2 separate regions of the Homo sapiens genome follow, and region 1 is linked to region 2. The links are chromatin loops, found by intact Hi-C in ENCODE. Cell type or tissue: Calu3. All regions are shown on one strand. Links, peaks and the distances in the headings refer to the core of each region. The heading gives the core; the rest is flanking DNA.

What was found. Hi-C counts contacts between places; a loop is a spot of excess contacts. Peaks named below come from ENCODE experiments on the same cell type or tissue, not always from the same donor. Only the 100,000 strongest peaks of a DNase experiment are listed, where the experiment ranks them.
Region 1: it touches region 2 in a loop (2.8-fold over the local background); 2 of 110 quality-filtered maps call a loop at or near these places.

What each region holds. Positions count from the first base shown.
Region 1 is chr7:16,295,638-16,307,300 of GRCh38, forward strand. It overlaps CRPPA (CDP-L-ribitol pyrophosphorylase A), which reads right to left. Exons shown (of 10, transcript NM_001101426.4): 5 at 5,784-5,829. Among named protein-coding and RNA genes, the nearest start is that of CRPPA-AS1, 91 kb to the left of the region's middle. RefSeq lists a silencer at 4,794-4,994. In Calu3, for the core only: no CTCF peak of the experiment used is centred there; a DNase peak (open chromatin) is centred at 5,754.
Region 2 is chr7:16,559,168-16,570,830 of GRCh38, forward strand. LRRC72 (leucine rich repeat containing 72) reads left to right here. Exons shown (of 9, transcript NM_001195280.2): 6 at 7,146-7,235; 7 at 8,224-8,376. Among named protein-coding and RNA genes, the nearest start is that of LRRC72, 38 kb to the left of the region's middle. In Calu3, for the core only: a CTCF peak has its summit at 5,927 (motif pointing left); a DNase peak (open chromatin) is centred at 5,984.

The DNA.
Region 1 (11,663 bases), core at 1,437-9,436, 260 kb before region 2:
AGAAACTCTTAGAATACTGACCTTCATGCCAGGATATGGTCAGCATACTAAATCAAGTGTGGGTTGGAACCGTTTGTATGGCTTATGCAAATCTATATAAAGTATGTTACCACTGGCATCTGTTACCACTTTAATCATTTGGGTTCATCTGAGCATGCAGAGCAGACTTGGGTGGGCTCAACCAGCTTGGGCAACAAAACTACAATACCTCTTTGTTAAGTGGATATTTACAAACTTATCAGTCAGTCCAGTGTCTTGTTGTACCAATTAATCATACTACTCCGTAGAAAATTGTTTTAAATTTCACTCACAGTAGAAGCCTGAATGAGTTAAACATTAAAGAACAACAACCAAATCCAACCCTCTGCCTAAGAAAAGGGATTATGACGAATACTTTTTTATACAGTTTTAACAAATTTGTAATTAATTATATTTTAATAGACTCTGAAAGACAAATGAAACTACCACTTTCTATACATGTTTCTTCAAATAGTTTACCATAAATGAAAATACATATAAACACACTGATGCTAAAATAAATTAAGCTTTAAAATTACCTAAAAACATAAGATAAAAATCAGATTTGGAGACTTGCTATCTACCACAATTTGGAGATTCTAGTCAAAAGCATGCCTTGAAGTTAGCAAACCTACACCAAATACCAATGAAAGAATATTCGTTTTTCTCCTAACATCAAAATTCCCATACTAAACCAAAGATGTTGACTTGAACATAAATTAAGATGGACCAAAACACACAGGCTACTTTGGTGACAAGTAAATTTTGGAGTACAAAATGTTCTTGCAAAACATGAGACATGATATTTATCCTAGAAATGTTTTCTAGCACCTGAAAACAAACTAAGTAAACAACAAAATAGTTACTTTAATAGAATACAATTTGTTGACCAGGAATAACTGTTATTTGAGAGAAAAAACAGCTCAGGAAGGACACTTAAAAAAAAACAAACATGAAGCACTCATCACAGAACAAAAAAAGTTCCATCCTAGAAAGGAAATCTGTTATGTCTAGATAATGAACATCAACTACCAGAACTAACAACAACAGAAAAAAAACAATTAAACAGTACCCCAAATCATTTTAAAACAATTATTTTGATTTGGAATTTTATTATTTTTTCTGAGCATGTCTAGAAATCTGTCATTACAACATTATATGCTTTTCACACACCTGTGATGCCAGTAACAAACACTTTCTAGAAGACTGTACTATGTGCTTAGGAAAACACTGGGAGAGAAAATTTTCTGTCTTACTTATAGGATTATTCTTCATCACACCAGCTGAAGGTATAGTTTTCAACTCAGAGGAATCAGAGCTAGGCAAGCTGAGCTTTATAAACCACTGATGTACTCACCCAAGAGAGAGCTCTTGAATCCAGCATCTGCTTTAGCAGGCAGCAGGAGTAGCTATGTGAATCAGAGGTACAAAATGGACATATCCTAGAGTCGAGTCAAACTTAAAGACAATGTAGACCTGAGCTTAAATAATGGATCTTGCTCTTACCAACCGTGTGACCCAGAGGAAAGTAACCTAGGTCAGGTTTCCCAACTGCAAAATGAGAGCAATGTATATATCTTACAGCGTTATTGTAAAGAATAAGTGAGATAACATATAAGGCACCTAGCATGAGTCCAATGTCCTCCAAGTCTTGGTTTTAAATCTTGACAAAGAATGCTCAAATACTATACCATTTCTATGTTTTAAAAGGAAAAAAACAATGATATAGTGATAGATATTCTAGTTCCCTATAAGCATGTGTCAGGAGCAGGGAGAGTGGTAAGGCAGGAGAGAAGGGCCATAAATTCCCTTAGATTCTAGGGAAAAACTGCAGCTGCATCTGTTAGCCTATTATGCAATTCAATTCAACTAAATGTTAGGGGATGCAACATAAAAATTAGACATTCTTTCCACCTTCATTGAATCACAATCTAAAACAGGTAATACAGTGTTGCAGGCAATGCTGAAATCCAAAAAGTTCTTAAAACCATAATAAACAATTGTTTTTATATAAATTTGCAGGCAAAATCAGTCCTGAACTTGAACTGGCTTAGAAGCTCTATAGCCTTTATTACTGCATTTAGCATAAACATTTATGCATCTTAAATTTCACCTTGTGGTAGGATACAAAATCCCACCTTTGGGTTTGTACTGGAACTCTACCACTGGCTTTCCTGGGCCTCCAGCTTGCAGCTGGCAGATCGTGGGACTTAGCCTCCATCATCACATGAGCCAATCCCTCAAAATAAATCTATGTATACATCCTATCTATATCTCTGTATATCCTGCTGGTTCTGTTTCTCTAAATAACCCTGATTAATACACTAGGAAAATGCCTACAGGTAAATATACAGCTCTCATAGTATGCTATATGCTCTGTTATATTTTGGAATTTTTTTTTAATCCAAGAGTTCTCTCTTTCCTATGCCCAGAGAGGCATTTCTACTATCAGAGACAATTTGAATACAAGTCATAAATGGAGGGGGTAAACTCAGGTGAGCAAACAAGCATTTGCAGCTGGGAGAGCATCGTAAGACTTAAAGCTCTTAATGCAATAAAGATATTATAACATGTGATGTACTGCAGTAGCTTCTAGAAGTACAAATTATTCCAAATTCTAAGACATATATAGCCCAAAGGTTTCAGATAAGGGAATTTGTACAATCTCTATTTAAGGGAGGGAAAAAAAGGAATAGAAATATAAAAAGATCAAACTGCCTAAGGCAGAGACTTGTGGTTAACATTCTCTTTCCCAAGTCAGCATTTGCTTTAGAACTCTCAAATACCCTATTATATGGAAACAATAACACTACTATAATACAACATCAAGTTCTTGAAGAAATAAGAGATAGAGATAAAATACATAAAATGCTTCAAATAATGCCCAGCACAAAGTAAGTGCCCAATTAATGCTGTGTAATAGTAATAGTGCCTAGGAAAATACTTTGAACATGGTTAATTTTGTGTCATAAATTATGTGTCATAAAAATGGTTAATTTTATGTGTCAATTACATCTGGCTAAGGGATCCCCAATTAGCTGGTAAAACATTATTATTGAGTGTGCCTATGAGGGTGTTTCCAGAACAGATTAACATTTCCATTGGAAGACTTAGAAGATCATCCTCACTGAAGTGTGGGAGCATCATCCAATCCACTGAGGTCCTGAACAGAACAAAAAGGCAAAGGAAAGGCAGATTCTCCCTTCTAAAGCAGAGACAGGTTCTGGGTCTTCTTGGGACTCCGACTGGGATTTACACCCTTGACTTCCCTTGTTCTCAGGCCTTTGGGTTTGTACTGGAACTCTACCACTGGCTTTCCTGGGCCTCCAGCTTACAGCTGGCAGATCGTGGGACTTAGCCTCCATCATCACGTGAGCCAATCCCTCATAATAAATCTATGTATGCATCTTATCTATATCTCTGTACATCCTACTGGTTCTGTTTCTCTAAACAACCCTGATTAATACACTAGGAAAATGCCTACAGGTAAATATACAGCTCTCATAGTAGGCTATATACTATATTACACTTTGGAATTTTTTTTAATCCAAGAGTTCTCTCTTTCCTATGCCCAGAGAGGCATTTCTACTATCAGAGATAGCCTTGAGTACAAGTCATAAATGGAAGGGGTAATCTCAGGTGAGCAAACAAGCATTTGCAGCTGGGAGAGCATCGTAAGACTTAAAGCTCTTAATGCAATAAAGATATTATTTAGAAATAAACCTATAAAAGACTGAGGAGCAGCCTAGAGGAAGATGTCTGGAATTTAATGTACAAACTAATCAACCAGAGCTCCTGTTAAAATGTATATTCTGACTGAATGAGGTGGGGCCTGAGATTCTAGTCCTCAGGTAATCACAATGCTGCTGGTCTAGAGCATTTACTGAGAGTAGAAAGGCCCCAGAGCAGTGATCCTCAAAGTGTACCAGAAGCATCAGAATCTCCTGGGAAGTTATTAGATATACAAACCCTAAAATATAAGGAAACTAAAAGTTTGTTGACCTAAATGAGCTGTTTACACTAGGCAGGTCAGATTTATCTTTCCTAAGAATAAAAGTAGAACATGTTTTAAATACTTAAAAAATAAAAGTAGCAGACCAGAACCTATTACATAGACAAAAGCCATTTCTGCAAACAATTTCCAAAGTCATAGCCCCTGCAATAACACTTGCAGTATAGGTTTTTACATTTTTAAGAAGCCTCTGATAATATATAGGCCAAGTATTACAATTATATTCCTCAGTCGAACTACCAATTGTTGACAAAAAAAAAGTCATTGCTATTTTCCTACGTAGTACATACAAAGCTCTGTGAAGAAACCAAACTGAGTTTTATATTTCCTTGTGTTGAGGACACGACCGACCACATCATCATTCAGCCGACTTTTCCAGAGTAATGTTTACACATTGCTTGGTTGATATGTAAATATGTCAAGATTTTGATTTATAGCTATAAATGGTCTGTTTACATACACACAAACAGATGCATAAGTTATAGTACATTAATAGTTTAAAACAACATATCCTTGAAGGACAAAGAACTTGAGGGTAAACAACAAATACATTGTCATGATCAGAGAAAAGATTTTCATTTTCTGAATGTGAAGTCTGTTGATGGTTAAATAGGGTTTCCCAAAATTTTTTAATAAATTGATGCACTCAGAATGCAGGTTCAGTACATTTTTCTACTTCGAAAAAAGTTTGAATTTGGAAGTTGACCTCTCAATGAAAACCTGAGCATGTAGTTCTAGCCATAATCTATCCTCAAAGAAATCAGTTACTAACACACTGTAAAGCATCACATGTGTTTCAGGATTGGGGTGAACATCTCCGATTTTGCTAGGAGTCCATATTTTAAAATAGTGGTTCTCTATCAGTGGAGATGTTTTTATCCCTAGGGAACATTTGGCAATATCAGGAAACATCTTTGACTGTCAAAACCAGGGGAAGGGGAGTGAGGGATGGGTACTTCCAGCAGCTTGTGAGCAGAGGCCAGGCGTGCTGCTAAACAACTTGTAATGCACAAAACAGTCCACACAGCTTAGAATTTTCCAGACTAAAATGCCAATATAGTGCCAAGACTGAGAAAGCTGACTTAAATAACAGGCTACAAAAATACAGAAAGACTGTCCCTAATGCATCTTAATTACATTCCTTGCACAGTGTTAAGCAAAATAACAAATGCTTGTTGCTTATTAAATAAACTACCTCTATTTAGCTGGGATCTTTGAGTCGGAGATGAAAAAGAACTAAAAAAGAGTTATCACACATATGATATCTACAATTACAAAATTGCAGTCATTGTCAGAACCCAAAAGAAATTTTAAAAATCACCCTGTCCAGCCTAATTTCTCCAGTTAGGAAAAACAATGTTTCTCACATGGAAGATGCTATCTAATGTACCGACACGACACTGTTAAGGGGAGAGGGCAGTCCTCTTAATAGTAAAAATGAGGTGAGACCTTTACAAAATTATTAAAATCAGGTTTTGCTATTTTCCTTCTAATAGTATCAATGTCCCATACTTCCCTCAAGTTAATAAAGTATTTCCTGTATAAAAATTAAAATCAATGTGGTATCATAGTAACTGCTATTTCTCTAGCATGAAACACATAAAATGTAATTATTTTCAAAAAACAAATCAGAGACCTTGGCCTACAGGCTTTTCTGCTTTTGAGATTGCTGGGATTTAAACTGTCATGAGAAATTCCGAACTGGCTTACATTTTTGAAACACAGGAACTGACAGTCATAAGGCCAAACATACCCTTAATAATCGATTCAGCCGCATAGAGATCTCGTTTGTAGGTCACCTAAAGGACAGATAAACTTCATTAGACTTAACAGAGCAGGAAGGAATGTGCAAGCAATAAAATAATGCCCCCAAGGAAATTCTTGATTTTTCAGAAGCTATAAACATGTAATACTGACATTTTCTCAATTAGAAAAGCATCAGCAAATTCACATAAAATATATTCTATTTCTACAAATGGCTGATTTGTTTTTAAATCTTTGAATAAATTAAGATATTATGTGGCAGTTGTTACCGAAATCTTAATGTAACTCAAGTATTATACTTAAAGAAAATGTGGTAGCATTTAAACAACAGTATTAACATGACTGCATAAAAACGAGGTTTTATACTAGAGAAAAAAAGGTAGGGTGGAAGTCTCTGTATAACAAAAAAGTCACTGAGTTACATTCTTAGCTGAAATAATTCTGAAAGGTCAATTTATGTTAAGAGGGACTTCCTTCTGAATTACATATATCCGTATGAACCTAGATAAGATTCACCTTGTAAGATTTTTATTAAAAATGTGGCTAAAATAGAAAGAGCCTATAGGGTACCACTATGTGTCTAAGAACAATGATGATCTTTCCTTAAAAATATGCAACCTCTTGGGAGGCCAAGGCAGGCGGATCACGAGGTCAGGAGATCGAGACCATCTTAGATAACACGGTGAAACCCCGTCTCTACTAAAAATACAAAAAATTAGCCAGGCGCGGTGGCGGGCGCCTGTAGTCCCAGCTACTCGGGAGGCTGAGGCAGGAGAATGGCGTGAACCCGGGAGGCGGAGCTTGCAGTGTGCCGAGATTGCGCCACTGCACTCCAGCCTGGGCTACAGAGCGAGACTCTGTCTCAAAAAAAAAAAAAAAAAAAAAAAAAATGCAACCTCCTCATAATTGTAATCTGTTCCTTGTAATGTAACCTGCCAACATGGCATGTGTCTGTCCTATGGCAGATACTTCACAGACCCCCATCCAGTGAGCTCAGGTACAGAAAATGTAAGTGCATTGTGTTGCAGAATTAATTCTATATCACAGAGCTGAAATACATAGTAAATAATGACACAGTATAAATAAGCTTTTATAAGGTCTTAAAAGCTACATTCAAGCACCTAGATATTTATGATGCAAGTGTTCTAAAAACCCACTTTGAGAAATTCCTACCATATTATTACCTCACCATGCCTAAACTCAGCTGAAATAGCACACAGAAGCACAATCAAATAAAAGAGAGAAAAAATGAGCTGAACTAGGTGAGTGCCAGGTGTTGGGTTGGAATTTCACCCACACAGAACCTTTCCTCTTCTTCAGGTGGCCCCTGAGGCTCTAGTGAGCACAGTCTGAAAACCAGCAAATTAGAGGATTGAAGTTCTTTCTCATCACTACAGGACTGATTTTTTTAAGTAATTTTTCATTATAGAGTGTTGTGCAAGGTCAAAGGAAGACTACTGATCATGCTAACAGAACGAAAGGAACTTCAATACTCATTGTCAGGGTGTTGGGTTTTTTTAATTAAAATAAGGACAACCCATATTGCTGTAAAAGTTAGATGGAAAAAATGAATAACCCATCAATTGAGAATTACAACATTTTCCAGTCATACTGCTTTTGAAGTACGTTAGCTATGTAGGAAAAAAATAAGGCTAAAAGTACTTTAAAATTCACTAGTTTTGGTTGGCATGTGCTTGTTTTAGAAATACTATAGCATTTCACATTTTAATAGATTGGTTGAATTGCTTGAACAACTTTTTATCTGTGTTATCAAGTTAGCTGCTACTTTATTTCTGGATAGTAAGGTATAGTTTTGGTCCAGGATTTACCTGCCAGGATAAAGGAATAGCAGAGGAATCTAATTTGGATAGAAGTGCAGTAGCCCACTTCACTAAACAAAGTTTCTGTACAAATCTAGTAGTTAGCTAATCTGGAGGATAAAAATTCCAATTTCATAGGCACGGTAAGGTAATAATACGGTGGGAATTTCTCATTCCTATCACGTCTACATGTTGTTCTTGTTTCTGTGTTGAGACATAAAATAGTAAAAAAAAAAAAAAAAAAAAAAAAAACTTTCAGAACACAGCCAGTTGGCCACTATCTCCAATAATTTAAGGTGACACATAAAGTTCTCCCATCTTTCCCTTCACAATAAATAGGCAAAACTTACATTTCAAAGATAATAGAATGTTTATTAGGTATAGATTTTTCAGAACTTATTTCCTTACCAATCATATACATATAGAAAATATTCTTTTCTGGATACCTATATAAAATGCTGGATAACTATATAAAAATATCTGAAGAGAAACAATGTCACCATATTGTGTTTTTGAAATTACAAAAACCAAATAGAGACTACTTTGTTTCTTTTGTTTTTAAACAGATGCTGAAATACTTGGACCTTAAAAAAATGTATTCCCCAACAAAAGGAATCCTCAAAAGTCATTCATTCCAATAATATTGTGATTACACAAAAACTTCAGAAACTCCTAAAAAAGCACATTCAGACAACGGAACACAGTGGTTAAATTTCTTCAGTAACTGGTTATCAATCTTGTATGGCTTGAAGATGGTTTTGACATTTAGAAACAAGATGTCTGTTCAATTAAGCCTGTACAGTGTAGTAAGAGACCAAGTTAATTAAAAGTAAATGGGGTCACAAATATGGTACAACTCTAAATTAAAGGGACTCAAGTTGTTATGCAGACTAGATGAAATCTCATCAAAATAAGAGGGTTTACTTGGGCCTGTCAAAGCAAGACTACTCCAGGAAAGCATGACAGCTGATCCCTACTCCCAGAACCAGTTCTGTACTCCTCAGTGCTTATCGCCCTGGTGGGGGTAGTGGGGTACCGTGGCCATTTTCTACCCTGCATGGTGTGTTGAAAGAAAAAAAAAACTGATATTATCTCCAGACCCCAGAAGAGCTAGCACAGGAAGGTGACATCAAGCCAGAATGTTTACCTTTTACTTTTACCAAAACGTATTTATAAAATACAAAATACAGACCAGCCTGGCCAACATAGTGACACCCCGTCTCTACTAAAAATACAAAAATCAGCCGTGCATGGTGGCAGGCACCTATAGTCCTAGCTATTTGGGAGGCTAAGGCAGGAGAATCACTTGAACCCAGGAGGCAGAGGTTGCAGTGAGCTGAGATCTTGCCACTGCACTCCAGCCTGGGTGACAGAGCAAGACTCCATCTCAAAAAAATTAATTAATTAAAGAAAATAAAATACAAAATAATCCTCCTAGGATTTCTGGTGGCAACTGAAATTCTACTACTGAAATTCTAGTACTACGTGCAGTCCTCAGAAATTTCAAGTCAGTCTTTAAACCAATGTGAAGTGAACTCCCTGACTTTTCAGGGGAAAGGGAAGGTGTATTGTTCCATGTTTCAGGATCTTCCTTCGCCTTACACTGTTACATGGTAATAAAATGCCTCAATTATGTCCAAATATGTCTTTTACTGTCAGATTTTTGAATCATGTTTCAAGTACATGGCCATGCCATCTGAGTCCAGTACCAGTTTAGCATAATTGTACTAGAACTTTTCAGATACATTTTTTTTTAAAAGGCAGCATCTTTGGAGTTAGTGTAGAATTAGGACACTAATTTCAAAGCATAAACTCCATTGTTGTGTAAAACAAATACTCTCATCATACAAAATAAGATCACAAAATTAAAGTAAAAGCCTAATGACAAATCTTACAATGTTATCAAAAGGGGTTAAATAATTAGCTATGAAAATACCAAAAAAAGAAGTCAAAGATGAGACAAGAGGCAGAAAGAGAAAATAGGGACCCTGAAAACAACAGCAATATTTGCATTCTAGCATCACCTCAGTTAACAGGGAAAAAAATGTGATACCAAAAAACAAACAAACAAAAAACGCTTATAACGTCTATCTGTAAGACATTTTCCCCAATCCAGAGCACGACAGGACTTTTAGGGTCCAAGCTCCCTTTGAAGCATGGCATTATTCAAATCTCATTCATAAGAGTAGAGCTCTCTACTTCCATTCCATGTGGAAAGTGATGCTATGATGCTGATTTCTAGTGGGGGGATCGCCCTTTCAGCATGTGTTTCCCAGGACTGCTACAGTGAATTACTACAAACTGGCAGACTTCAAACAACAGAAATTTGGCTGGGCGTGGTGGTGGTGGGTCACGCCTGTAATCCCAGCACTTTGGGAGGCCAAGACGGGCAGATCACAAAGTCAGGAGATCAAGACCATCCTGGCCAACATGGTGAAACCCCGTCTCTACTAAAAATACAAAAATTAGCTGAGTGTGGTGGCAAGCGCCTGTGGTGGCAAGCACCTGTAGTCCCAGCTACTCGGGAGACTGAGGCGGGAGAATTGCTTGAACCAGGGAGTCGGAGGTTGCAGTGAGCCAAGATTGTGCCACTGCACTCCAACCTGATGACAGAGCAAGACTCCGTCAAAAACAAACAAACAAAAAAATTTATATTCTCTCACAGTCTGGAGACTAGACATCCGAAATCAAGATACAAGTAGGACCCTCTGAAAGCTTTTGGGAAGAATTCTTTCCAGCCTCTTCCTAGCTTCTGGTGATGGCTGGCAACCCCTGCCATTCCTTGGCTTGCAGATGTGTCACTCCAATATCCACCTCCATCATCACATGGCCTTCTCCCTGTATCTGTGTCTCTTCTATTCTTGTACAGATATTAGTCATATTAGCTTTAGGGCCTACCCTATTCCAGCAGGACCTCGTCTTCACTTGATTACATCTGCAAAGACACTATTTCCAAATAAGGTCACATTCACAGGTGCCACGGATTAGGACTTGAACATACTTTTTTAGAGGACAGTTGAACCCACAACAATGTCCCTAAAAAGGGACTCACCAGTGGAACCAAGAGAAGCACTGTGTGGAAAGGCCAATCAGGTTAGCGTGCACTGATATTTGTTGCACATAAAAGGGGAGCAGAGCATCAAGATGTACCTGAGGACTAACACTCTTGCTGGAGAGAACAGAGAAATATAAACACCTCACCAAAAAGGAAACACTGAAGATGGAATGTAACATTCAGAGAGTAATGTGCTGCTTCCTTTTCATCCACAGATCTCAAGAGTGCTTTACAAACTTGATGAGGGCTCAGAACATGCAAAAGAGGTAAATAATCACAGCTCCAAAGATGTCAAAAGTGAGACCAGGGATTATTGACATGTCAGTAGCAATAAAACGCCTTAGAGTTTCCGCCTTTTTTCTTGGTCTTCAAATTAGGTCTGCCAGACAGCCAAAGGAGTTCTAAAGAAATGTGGGTCAGGACCTTTAATGAAACATCTAACTGGTAATTGCCAAAAATCCTCATAAATATCACTGAGCCATATATAGAAAAGGATGAATAAAATGTTTGCCTGCTGGGTTGATGATAGTTAACCCAGCAGAGGCAGACATTTTAGGTTGTCCTTAAATGAAGAGTAATATTGCATAAAATTTCTTTACCGCATAAATTTTCTCTACCAGGCAATACTTCAAACATGTCAATATTTTGGAGTCTTAGAATTCAACATTTTAAGTATTTAAGATTATCCTGAGACAATCTTAGCATGCAGTGAGGCTGATCATGTTACTGTGCAAAATAACTGATCAACTTACAGGGCTTTCTGTTTTAAAAATCAGTAAGGAAATATGCTTATAGACTCAATTAGAATGAATCTTTACTAATCAGATTTTGATGGATGTTTCATAAAGATTTCCAAAGACTGCAAGCAATATTTCAAAAGCAGCAATATGTATTTCAAGATTATGAAATAATCTTATTTCCAAATGTACTTATTTCTGATTTCCAGACTCCTATTTCCAAATGTCCTGTTCAATTCAACTAATGAAACAAAGAA
Region 2 (11,663 bases), core at 1,364-9,363:
CGGATCACTTGAGCCCAGGAGTTCAACACCAGCCTGAGCAACATGGCAAAACCCTGCCTCTACCAAAAATACAAAAATTAGCCAGGCCTGGTGGCGTATGCCTGTAATCCCAGCTACTTGAGAGGCTGAGGCGGGAGGATCACTTGAACCCAGGAGGCAGAGGTTGCAGTGAGCCAAGATCGCGCCACTGGACTCTATCCTGGGTAACAGAGCAAGACCCTGTCTCAGAAAAAAAAAAAATTAGATATTCCTGAAAATAAGGCTAGATCTTATTGTCTTTTAAGATACGCTTTTGAAAAAACAACAGATAGAAAAATTTTTGTTTGTGAAATGCTATCTATCACATGGCTAATGAAAATGACAAAAGTAGCAAGAGGATTTACATGTTTAAATTTGTTTTTGGTTTTATCTCAAAAGTAAGTTTTAACACATATGATTCCATTTATGTAAGTGTCCAAGTAGGCACATCTATAGGGACAGCAACACCGAGAGGTAACTGTTTTTAAATAGATGAGTGTTGCCAACGGCCAAGGAACTGGGAGTTGTGACAGCTAGAGAGTAAAGGGTGTGGGGTTATTTTGGGGGTGATAAAACATACTAAAATTGACTGTGGTGATAAGTTGCATAACTTTGTGAATAAACCACAAACACACAAATCATATGTTTAAGCTGGGTGAACAGTGTGATACATAAAGTATATTAATAAAGCTGATACCAAAAAAAAAAAACTAAAAGACTTTTTAAGCTTTCAACTGGAGGCCCAGCAAACTTTATTCATATATATTGAATCACACCCAGTAAGGAACTAACCTATTGGAAAGAAGTGTGAGATGAGTCAAAAATAAATAAATAATACACCACTCCTACTCTCAATAAACTTATGGTCTTGAAGGGTAAATAAACATGTATACAACCACAATACAAGATAAAGGATTCTGGGTGTACTGAGGTAAAAGACCTACAGATCAACGAGTAGGTTTTCAGACTTTAGAGTTTAGAGACCTCTTTATAATAATGTAACGCAATAGATATATTTTTTAATTCCTTTTCTATTCATTTCTCAGAATTGCCTGAGACAGTGTTTTGAACAGTTGTAAGCTAGTATTGATGGTGAAAGTTCTAATCAGATAAATGTACAGAGAGTTACTAAGGTTTCCATATATTGTTAGTGTTATCAGTTATATCTACTGTACTGAGGGAAAATGATTCATTTGTTATAGTTAGATTCTTTAAACCCAAGTATTAAAATCACAAAATTACACCAAGTTCATGGCAATTTTATGCTTATTTTGGAGACGTGAGAAGGCTGCCTGCTGTCAGGAGTTTTTTTCACAGCTTTTGGATCTTCTGTGAAAGAATTGGCCTGCATATTTGAGTCACCTGGCCCCTGTCTGCTGGAAAAATGCTGCTATAATTAAAAGACTAGTTATGCTAGACCTAGAACACTTACCTTTGTTTTTCTATAAAATGGGCTGATAGCTACCTCTCAGGGTTGCTTCAAACATTAAGATAACTCTGTTTTTTTTTTTTAAGAAAACGTTTCTCACCATTAATGTTATTTTGAAGCAACAACAAAAATTGAAATTCTAAAAAAAGAAAAAAATTGTTTTATTGTGGATTATGTAAATCAGATAATGAAATAAATTGCATCCAGTCTCGAAATTCTGCTAATAGACTCAATAAAACGATATTTTAAATAATAATCATATAGTAATATGTTTGAATGTCTTTCCTGTTAAAAAAATGATTTATTATAGTCGCATTTAAATCTTTACAGCATCCTATGATGTGATTAGAATTACTCCCTTTAATCATGGAAATGAAAAGCTCAGAGATTTAACCAAACTCCTAAGGAGTGTTGAAACATAAACTCATGCCTTGTTTTACTTATCATTTATTTATTCATTCATTCAATAAATATTTATAATCTATTCATTCATTCATTTAATAAATGTTTATCACACATTCACTACATGACACTATTCTAGATAATAGGACTCAAATTTGAACAAGAAAGACCCAGTCTATACCTATATAGGGCTTACAAATTAGTAACACTCAGCCTAAATATTTCTTAGAGTCGAAGGGGTCTAATGCAAAATGATTTAATTTGCTACTTTAAAAACTCTATAATTTAAGGAAACTTGTTATAAAACAACATTTGGAGAGTGGTAAACAAGCTTACTCCCACAGTAATAAACAGAGTTATGCCCATAGTAATAAATAAGGTTATACCCTAAACAAAGGTGCCCAGCCCAGGACTGAATGGATCCTGAAATCCAGCCCATGCCCTGCTTGTCAAGGGTGTATGTGAGTGTAGAATTGTGCCAGGCATGAGGAGTGGGAATTTTCTAGTTTTTAAATACCAGCCTGGTAGTACAATGTCCATATCATTACCAGTCACAATAGTTTACGACCACTACTTAAAATCACAGTGACGTATTTCAAGTTACATAACTATAACTTTCCAGTTGAGAATCTTGTTGTGGGGTCATTTGTTTGAAATGGAGAAAATGCTATGTCCAATTACAAAAAACAAAAAGCATTTTCTAAAAATTCACATTTTGAACTCATGTTCCATTTTGGTTAAAGATATTGTATGAAAAATAGTTTGTATTTATTAGACAACTAACGTTATTTGTGCAGTCATGTCCTCAGATTAAGTTTCTATGAGCCTCATTTGCAATCACAGATTAGCTTTAGCTGATAAACTAAAATGAGAACTCTATGTATTTTCAAATGTAGTCATTTTTGTCTTTTTAAGTTGTAAATCCATATAAAATTATAAAGTGTTATTATTCCACTTAAATTACAAGTTCTTCAGAGGGTGAGAAAATAGCCTGAAGGGCAAAACGCTAATCCATTCTCAGCATCGCACCTTCCATTGGCATTTATGAGGAGAATTGCCAAGGACTGCCTAGGAGACGCATGGCTGAGAGCTTCAGGGAGGCCTAAACCAGCTGCAGAGTGTGAGGTCCTGGGAACTGGAATTCCTGTCTTCAGGCAGAGTCAGGGGGCCCCACCTCTTCTCTCTAGGCAGTCTACCTTTCCACACCCTCTCTTTCTAGCTCAGTTTTCCTCTTCCCTTCCCTCCTCCAAACTCTTTCTAAATCAGAATCCACATGTGTCAAAGACCCACTTTGTGGCTGATGGCTTTTATTAACTCCTGCCCCCTTTCCAGTACTAAGGGAAAAAAACCACCGCCACCAAAAGCCGCAGCAACAAAATGCTTAATCCACTCTCCTGTTCTAAACCTTCAGTTTTCTCGTTTCTTTCTAATTTTCTGTTTTATTAAACTCCACTGTTGGAAAGTATGCTTAAGACTCCTGCATGCCATAATTGTTAAGACCTGCTTCCTACCGGAGCTTCCAGGAATCAGCCTTGGGAACAGGGAGTTCCTCCTTTCGAGAGAGGGTCTCCATGTTTCCACAGGTATTGCCTTTAAACACTTCCTGCCGTTGTCTTCAGCAGTGGCCCCAATCCACTGCCCATGGCAAAAAGCCAGGGGAGCAGAGGGATTCTGGGATACGGGGAGGGACTAGGATCTCCAGGGTCCCTTCCTTTGAGCCTCTTTTCCTATAATGCCCTTCCAGGTGGGACCACCCCTCCCAAAAGACAAAACAATTCACCAAAGGAAAAGAACCAACAGTGTTTTTCACCACTGTTTGTCCTGAAAAAGAGGATATTCTGATCCCTCCTCTCTCGATCCTCTGCTTTATCGTAGTTTGCCTTTTACAATCAGGGGTGATTTCCATATTCAGTAAAAAGCACATGGTGTGTGGTGGCCACCAGATTTTTAGTTAAAACAAGATGGTGATTAACAATGGAGATGCTGACCTTACTAAGTAACCTTGACCCGGAGCCTCACAATCCTCCTATCTGATTATTGACAGCTGAACTTCCTTCCACAGGCCGTTCTCTATAGGCTTTTAACTTCTCCATGTCATTTTCTTTTTCCCATATATTAAAATTGGGATGTTGGTCTCTTATTAATTACATCAACTTTCTTCGAAGGCAGCCTTAAAAACATTGGGGTTCATTTAAATAATGATTTTAAATTCTGCTTTAAAAGTTTACAAAAAAATAACTGGAGCCAATTATTTAGATGGCTTTTTTTTTTCCTCTTCTGTCTCGATAATAAGTAGCTTCATACACGTGACTCCTGTAAGCCAAGCTTGTGCGGTAAGGTAGTAGAGACATTTTGATATATCATTGGGTAAATGTAAATTGCTTAGACTCAGAATCCCAAATTAAGATAAGCAAGACAGTGCTGGCGCCACTGAGGTATACTCTGTAAGTAGCCTAGAGGGAAGGTGGATTAAATAGTATTAACCTATTGAAAGTGAAAGTGTAAGCAATTTCTCTTCATGGTTTCTAAAAGAATGTGCCCATACATCATAGAAGGCTTTCAGAACATTCAGAAACAGGAAACTGATTTCACATCTTAGACATTTAATTTATGTTGATTTTAGCAGCATCAATCCAAAACTCATAAATCCAAAATGTTAAATGTTTAATAGTATAGAAGGAAAAAATAGAGTTAAAAATATGATTGCTTCTTCTAAAATTTAAGAGATAGGAAACAGTGAATAATAATGATGAAATGCCTGTCAAGTTATTTAACTCAATTTTTAAAGTTAATTTAAGCAGAGGATGGGCTAACAGTTCAGTTTTCTGATTTCGTGTCATTCAGTTTTTACTTTAGGATGAGATGAATGGTCAACCACAAGTCCATAGAGTTTTTAGTATCAATATGTTGCTAATAAGTAATGTAACAGTAGTAAATCCAAGTTTGGTGTTTTATTCAGCTGAAGCTAGTTTTTAAATTTCCATATAGAAGTTACTTAACCAAGGATTAGCAGAAAAACCCAAGAAATGAAATGAAATGGATAGTAATGTCCTCAGAGGGGAAAGAGAAGACGAAGGGTACACCTAGAGAAAACGTCATTGAAAGATGTTGGTATATTTTCCATTAACGTCATATGTAAAGGCAGACTCTACTTCCAGATGCTATAATGTATAACAGGGTTATGAGGTGTCAGATGTGATTCCCCAAGACAGTAACCACAAAGCAGACTTCTGTACTAAAGCATCTGTGACTTTTTCTTCCTTCTGAGTTCTCATTAGAAACAATTGTGTTTTGCTTTTATATCCTTGAAGAGGGTCCTTTTCTTTACTTTCTCTGGCTCGAACTACAATTCATGATCCCAATGGCTCTTTTATTAGTGGTTTAATATACATCTGTTCTATTCCCTGTCCTGCAGTTATAATTATTTGTTACCACTTTAAAATCCTTCTCTTTCAAGAATAAAATTCAGACCATTTTCTGTCATTTAAGAAATCTTGAAAAAAAAAAAGTTTTATTTTTCTTCTCATTTTCTCCATTACTTACATATTTCCTTTCTTTTAAATTTCTTTGTGGCTCCTGGCTCTACATTTTCCTGTATGCCTTTCCTCACTCCTGTAACTTTTGTTTATTATGTACCAGGTGTCTTCCATTGCCTGCTTTATGTCCCTCTAAAGCTCGCGTTTTCCACAGGGAATAGCTATATATAACGCTTTTATTAGCCAGAAAAAGTTGTGTTTATACAACAAATATCAGAATGCTTTATTACTACAGAGAAAACATCCAGATGATTGATTTTTTTTTTTTAGTTTTTATCTAGCTTGTTATCTTTTAAGCATGCACCTACCCCAATCTTCTTTATGTTACAAACTGCTCTTTAGAAATATTAATCAGTTTTTTCCGAGTTTCTAATGCTTACTATTTTCATGCCTTTATCAAACCTGTATTTTATGAATAGTCTACAACAGTACTCTTAAATTTCACATGTACATTAAGTGAGCTTCATTTTATTGAGTGAAGGAGTTGTGCGGTAGCTGGAGCTCTTTCTACTACTGCCATCTAGTGGTTCTCCTTATTAGGTGTATTTTCAGAAGAATTTCCTAGAAATTGCATGTAGGTAGGTGGAATCCGAATAACTAAAGATTACTGGCCAGGTGCGGTGGCTGATGCCTGTATTTTGGGAGGCCAAGGTGGGCGGATCACGAGGTCAGCAGTTCGAGACCAGCCTTGCCAACATGGCGAAACTCCGTCTCTACTAAAAATACAAAAATTAGCCAAGCGTGGTGGCAGGCGCCTGTAATCCCAGCTACTCAGGAGGCTGAATCAGGACAATTGCTTGAACCCGGGAGGCAGAGGTTGCAGTGAGCAAGATCATGCCATTGCGCTCCAGCCTGGCAACAAGAACAAGACTCTGTCAAAAAAAAAAAAAAATGCCCAACTGAAAATCATTAAAGTTTTATTTCACATTGTATTGAAAAAATATGTTTATTATCATCTAGGATGAATAGGGAAAATATCTTTTTTTAAAAATAAAGCCCTCACAACTTCTAGTTGAGGATGTTTAAAAACATAACTATGTGCTGATTCCCAAGGGATATGATGTCAAAAGTGCCAGGGCTGCTTCTGCATCCACATGCCCCCTTCTTCCAACCACTGCATTAGGAAGTGCGGTTTATCACACATCCTAGCACCTGCACACCAGGATCTCAGAACTGCACGTGCCTGGCCAGAGGTAGACAAGATGCAAGAGCCACTTCTGCTCAGCTCTGGTCCTGCTGAGATCTGAAGCTACTATTGACACATTCTGAACTATGAGCAATGGTGTGGAGGAAGTAAGTTCTATTAGAGCCGGGTGTTGTGTCTCTGCCTATCTTCACACATGCACCCTTGTGAACTTGGAGACTGAAAGAAGAGTACCAAGTGATATTTTAATAAAAAGTAGCCTCAAGACTCCAATAGAGCTGATATCTAGTTCTTCATTTACTAACTTATTTATGGACATGTTAAAAATTTCCCTCATTTGTTGCAGACTTGGGTCAATGATTTGATCATAGCCCTTAGCACAGTTCCTAGTGGATAGTAAGCACTTGGTAAATATTTGTTGAATGAATGAATTTAACAGATAGAAAAATTAACTGGTGCTCTAAGTAAAGGTTTAATGGGTCTATTGCTTGATATGGAGAAGAGCTTTACAAGTTCTTATGTTTTATACGAATCTCTTAATTTTTTGTATTTTATAAGTGATAAGTGAAACTGATTTTGAAATCTGACATTTTTATTTTGGATTCTTCATTTGCAGGTCTATACCAAAATCCTTTGTGCCAATATAACCTGTATCGTTTATATATCATCTACCACCTTCCAGGAGTGGAGCTGCTTGACCGAAATCGTAAGGACCCTTCCTTCTTGCAAAGAAATATTTGAGAAGTAGTCTTATAGCTCAGCGGTTTAAAAACGAAGACTACCTTTGAAAATATGTCTTTGTAAAAAATATATCTTTGAATAATTGTCTTTTTAATGGAAGTTTTTCAATTATTTATTTTTGAAAGACTTGCTCTCTAAAATTTGCCCTAATTTAGAAATTCATGTCTCTTTACTACTTTATTAGAAAGGCCCTCTAACTGAGCTGAGGAAAGTATTCCTTCTGGTCCTGGTTTTGACATTAACAGGTTGGATGCCAAATCGTTTACTTCCTGGCACCTTAGTTTCTTATCTCAAAAGTGAGGGAATTGGAATAAATCTCATAAGGCCAGTTTAAGTTCTAAAAGTCGTGATTTAAAAATTCTGTAAATATATATATATTGAAACATACAATGAATGATGACTTCTTTATGAATACATCTTCAAGATAGCATGTCAGATTTCTATAAGCCACATGCACACACACACACAATCAACCTCAGCATATTACACTTAACATTTTTTGAGGCCTATTTTGCCCCCAAATGCTATATTATCTATCTACTTACCTTTCTGTCTCTGCAGGTTTGAACATTCTTAATAGTTTATTACTGAGTAACCACTTTCTATAGGATACATCGGAAACTTATGGTTATACCTCTCCTTTCTAATAGCCTTGAGGAAATGAAAGGATGTTTCATGCTAAAATTTTAATCATCCTTGGTGATGTGTTAAAGGGTGTTTGGGATGCATTAGATTGAAGGATTAAGCTCTGTCTTGTGACATGTGGGGTGTATATTGAGTGCTTGTAAGATTATGGAAATAAGCGTGATAGCCCCTTTACAAAACAGTTTTGACAGGATGTTCTCATATATCATAGTTTAGATAAATACATTCTTGAAAGTGTTCAGTTCTATTTTGAATCACTCCGCCTATTTATAATGTTATGCAATAACATTACTTTTTGCATTTATCAGAAGTTACAGAAAAAGAAAGAAGATCAATGATTACCATTTTTAACCATAAAAAGGCTCATATCGTTCAATCAATAGCATTCGGAGGAAAAGTGGATGCTTCATGGGATCCTAAATCACCATTTAAGCAAAAACCAGCCCAGAGAGTACCTTCAGGTATTTCGTAAAAAAAAAAAAAAAAACAAATTTAATGAAATTAAAACTCCTCAAACTTTTGGGTAATTTGATTGTAATAATAACAACTACAATTTACAATAAACTTAAGTATCTATGTAATGGAATAATTTCTAATATATTTGCTAACCTTATAATACTTTTAGTCCAGTTAAAGTAGGTATGCAATTTTCATCCTCACTCATGCATGTGAAATTAAATGGGGTGCTGTGATAATAACGAGATAATACATTGAAGCCTCTATCCCAGTACCTAACACAGTATAAAGGGCTCAATAAATAAGCCATTGTTATTTTTATTACCACTAACATGGATGATTTTACCAATTAAGTCTATATAATTTTTGATAATATAGAAAAAACATGAAGAAGAAATAAAGATCATCTGCAATTCTACCATGCAGAAATAAGCACTGGTAATATTTTGATTATACTCACATACAGGGTCATTATATGCAAGTATAACTTGAATATTTTCAGGATGTTTCATTTGTAGGAATTTAATTTCATATTTGTAACAGAAATGCAAAAAAAAATAGGGGTTTAGTTTTCTCAGACAGCAAAGAATAGAAAGATAGGGTATCTAGGGTTAGCATAAAGTTCTACAATGTTGTCACTGTTCAAGGATATATCTGTCTTTTGTTCTGCTACTCTTAGTGTGCTTTATGATTACAAGGTGGCTGGTGTACCCCCAAGCCTCACATCTCCATTCCACGAAGGAAGAGAGGGTGGATAAGAAAAGGTGCAAAGGTAAAATCCTTTTCTTTATGACACTTCGCCAAAGAGACAACATACATTTTTAAAAAACCAAACCAATTATCTAGAAATAAAGGGGAAATTGAATTAAAAAATAGTTTGGAAGAAATTACCCAGAATGCTAAATGGAGAAAGAAAGCAATAGAAGATATGAATTAGATATTGAGAAAAGGAGAGACATTAGAAAGAGAAGGTCCAATATAACTTCAGTAATAGTTCCTGAAAAACAAATTATAGATAGAAATTGAGCAGAAGGTAATGTTTAAAGTGATAATGGCTGGAAATTTTCCCAAACTGATAAATAAATTCTTAGACTGACCAGACAATTACCAGAATTGGCAAAGAATTCTTAGATGCACCAGACAAAATGAATCCAAACACAAAAAAGACACATAACAACAACAACAACAACAAGAGTCTTCACCAAAGGCAAAACCATCTTAAAGCAGTCGGAGAGAAAACCCAGATGACCTACAAAAGAATAACACAGAGATTCACAACAGACTCTCCAACTACAATCGTGGAAGTCAAAAAACAGTGATCGAAAGTTTTTAAAATGCTGAGGACAAGTAATGGCCAACCAAGAATTTTATAACCAACTCAATTATTATTCAAGAATGAGCGAAAGGTAAAGGAAAAGAAAAAGAAGAATGAGGACAAAATTAAGACTTCCCTGAACTTTTTATTGTGAAAATTTTCTAACAGGAAAAGTTAAAGAATATTAAAATAAATATTGGTATATGCCCACATATATTCAACAAGTGTTCATATTCTGCTATATTTACCGCCCTCCATATCTGACGCTTTGCCTCTTTATTTAAGGACAGGTGGCCAGGTGCGGTGGTTCACACCTGTAATCCCAGCACTTTGGGAGGCCGAGGCGGGCAGATCACCTGAGGTCGGGAGTTTAAGACCAGCCTGACCAACATGAAGAAACCCCATCTCTACTAAAAACAAAAATTAGCCAGGCATGGTGGCACATGCCTGTAATCCCAGCTACTCAGGAAGCTGAGGCAGGAGAATCACTTGAACCTGGGAGGCGGAGGTTGCAGTGAGCCATTGCACTCTAGCCTGGGCAACAAGAGCGAAACTCCATCTTAAAAAACAAAAAAACAAGGACAGGTCTCCTCAGAAGACCTTAGAAGTCATTCCTAAATGAATGACTTACACTGCATTTGGCATTTCCAACTACAGTGTAAATTGGAAAATCAATGTATTGCCAAAGGATTAAAATGTTTCAGCAGCAGACATCATTACATTTCACTCCTGTCAACCTAAAAAAAGACATCAGAGAAAAATATCTCTTAAGATAATGAATTTATTTGGGAGTAAGCAAAAAGAATTATAACCCAGGATGCACAGCTATGGCAAGCCACAGGTGCAAGAGAGGAAGGGAAGGGAAGGGAAGGAAGCTTTTTATTTGGGAAAAAGTGGCCAGGCGTGGTGGCTCAAGCCTGTAATCCCAGCACTTTGGGAGGCCGAGGCAGGCAGATCATTTGAGGTCAGGAGTTTGAGACCAGCCTGGACAACATGGCAAAACCCAGTCTCTATTAAAAATGCAAAAATTATCTGGGTGCAGTGATGGCACCTGTAATTCCAGCTACTTAGGAGGCTGAGGCAGGAGAATCGCTTGCACCTGGGAGGTGGAGGTTGCAGCGAGCCGAGATCACGCCATTGCACTCCAGCCTGGGCAACAGAGGGAGATTCCTTCTCAAAAAAGAAAAGAAAAAAAAAAAAGAATTCACATAAGCCTCTTGGAAGCACAGTTCATTGATTCCAGAGGCCCAAAGCTACGAGTTCATTGGTGGAGATTCTGTTACTAGGCAAATGTTCTTTTGAGAGGATCTTATCTGAATTGTTGAGTCCTAAAGAATGTATAGTGATAAACTTGGTCATAGAAATGTGTGCATACATGAGAAATGTAGGTTATGACAAACATGAGTTGTGTGCAGGACACAAAATAATGTATTGTGGGGGTTATTTTGGAATGCCCTTGAGACAGGTCTTATCAGACATGCAAGCATGAGCTCTCCTTACTGCCTTCTGGCTCCAATTTGTTTGATTCTGACAAGAGTGATTTCATCCTGGTATCTGCAACTTTCACACTTTTAAATAATTTAGACTGAAAGTTTAAAAATAAGGACATTTTCCTGTTAACCATAATGTCACTCTCACACCTTAGAAAAAAACTGGTTTGTTTATATTACTTAAAATATAACTCGCCAGGCGTGGTGGCTCATACCTGTAATCCCAGCACTTTGGGAGGGCTAGGTGGGCGGATCACCTGAGGTCAGGAGTTTGAGACCAGCCTGGCCAACATGACAAAACCCCATCTCTACCAAAAAATACAAAAATTAGCTGGGTTTGGTGGCGAGCACCTGTAATCCCAGCTACTCAGGAGGCTGAGGTATGAGAATCGCTTGAACCCAGGAGGTGGAGGTTGCAGTGAGCCAAGATCACACCACTGCACTCCAACAGAACGAGACCCTCTCTCAAAACAAACAAACAAACAAA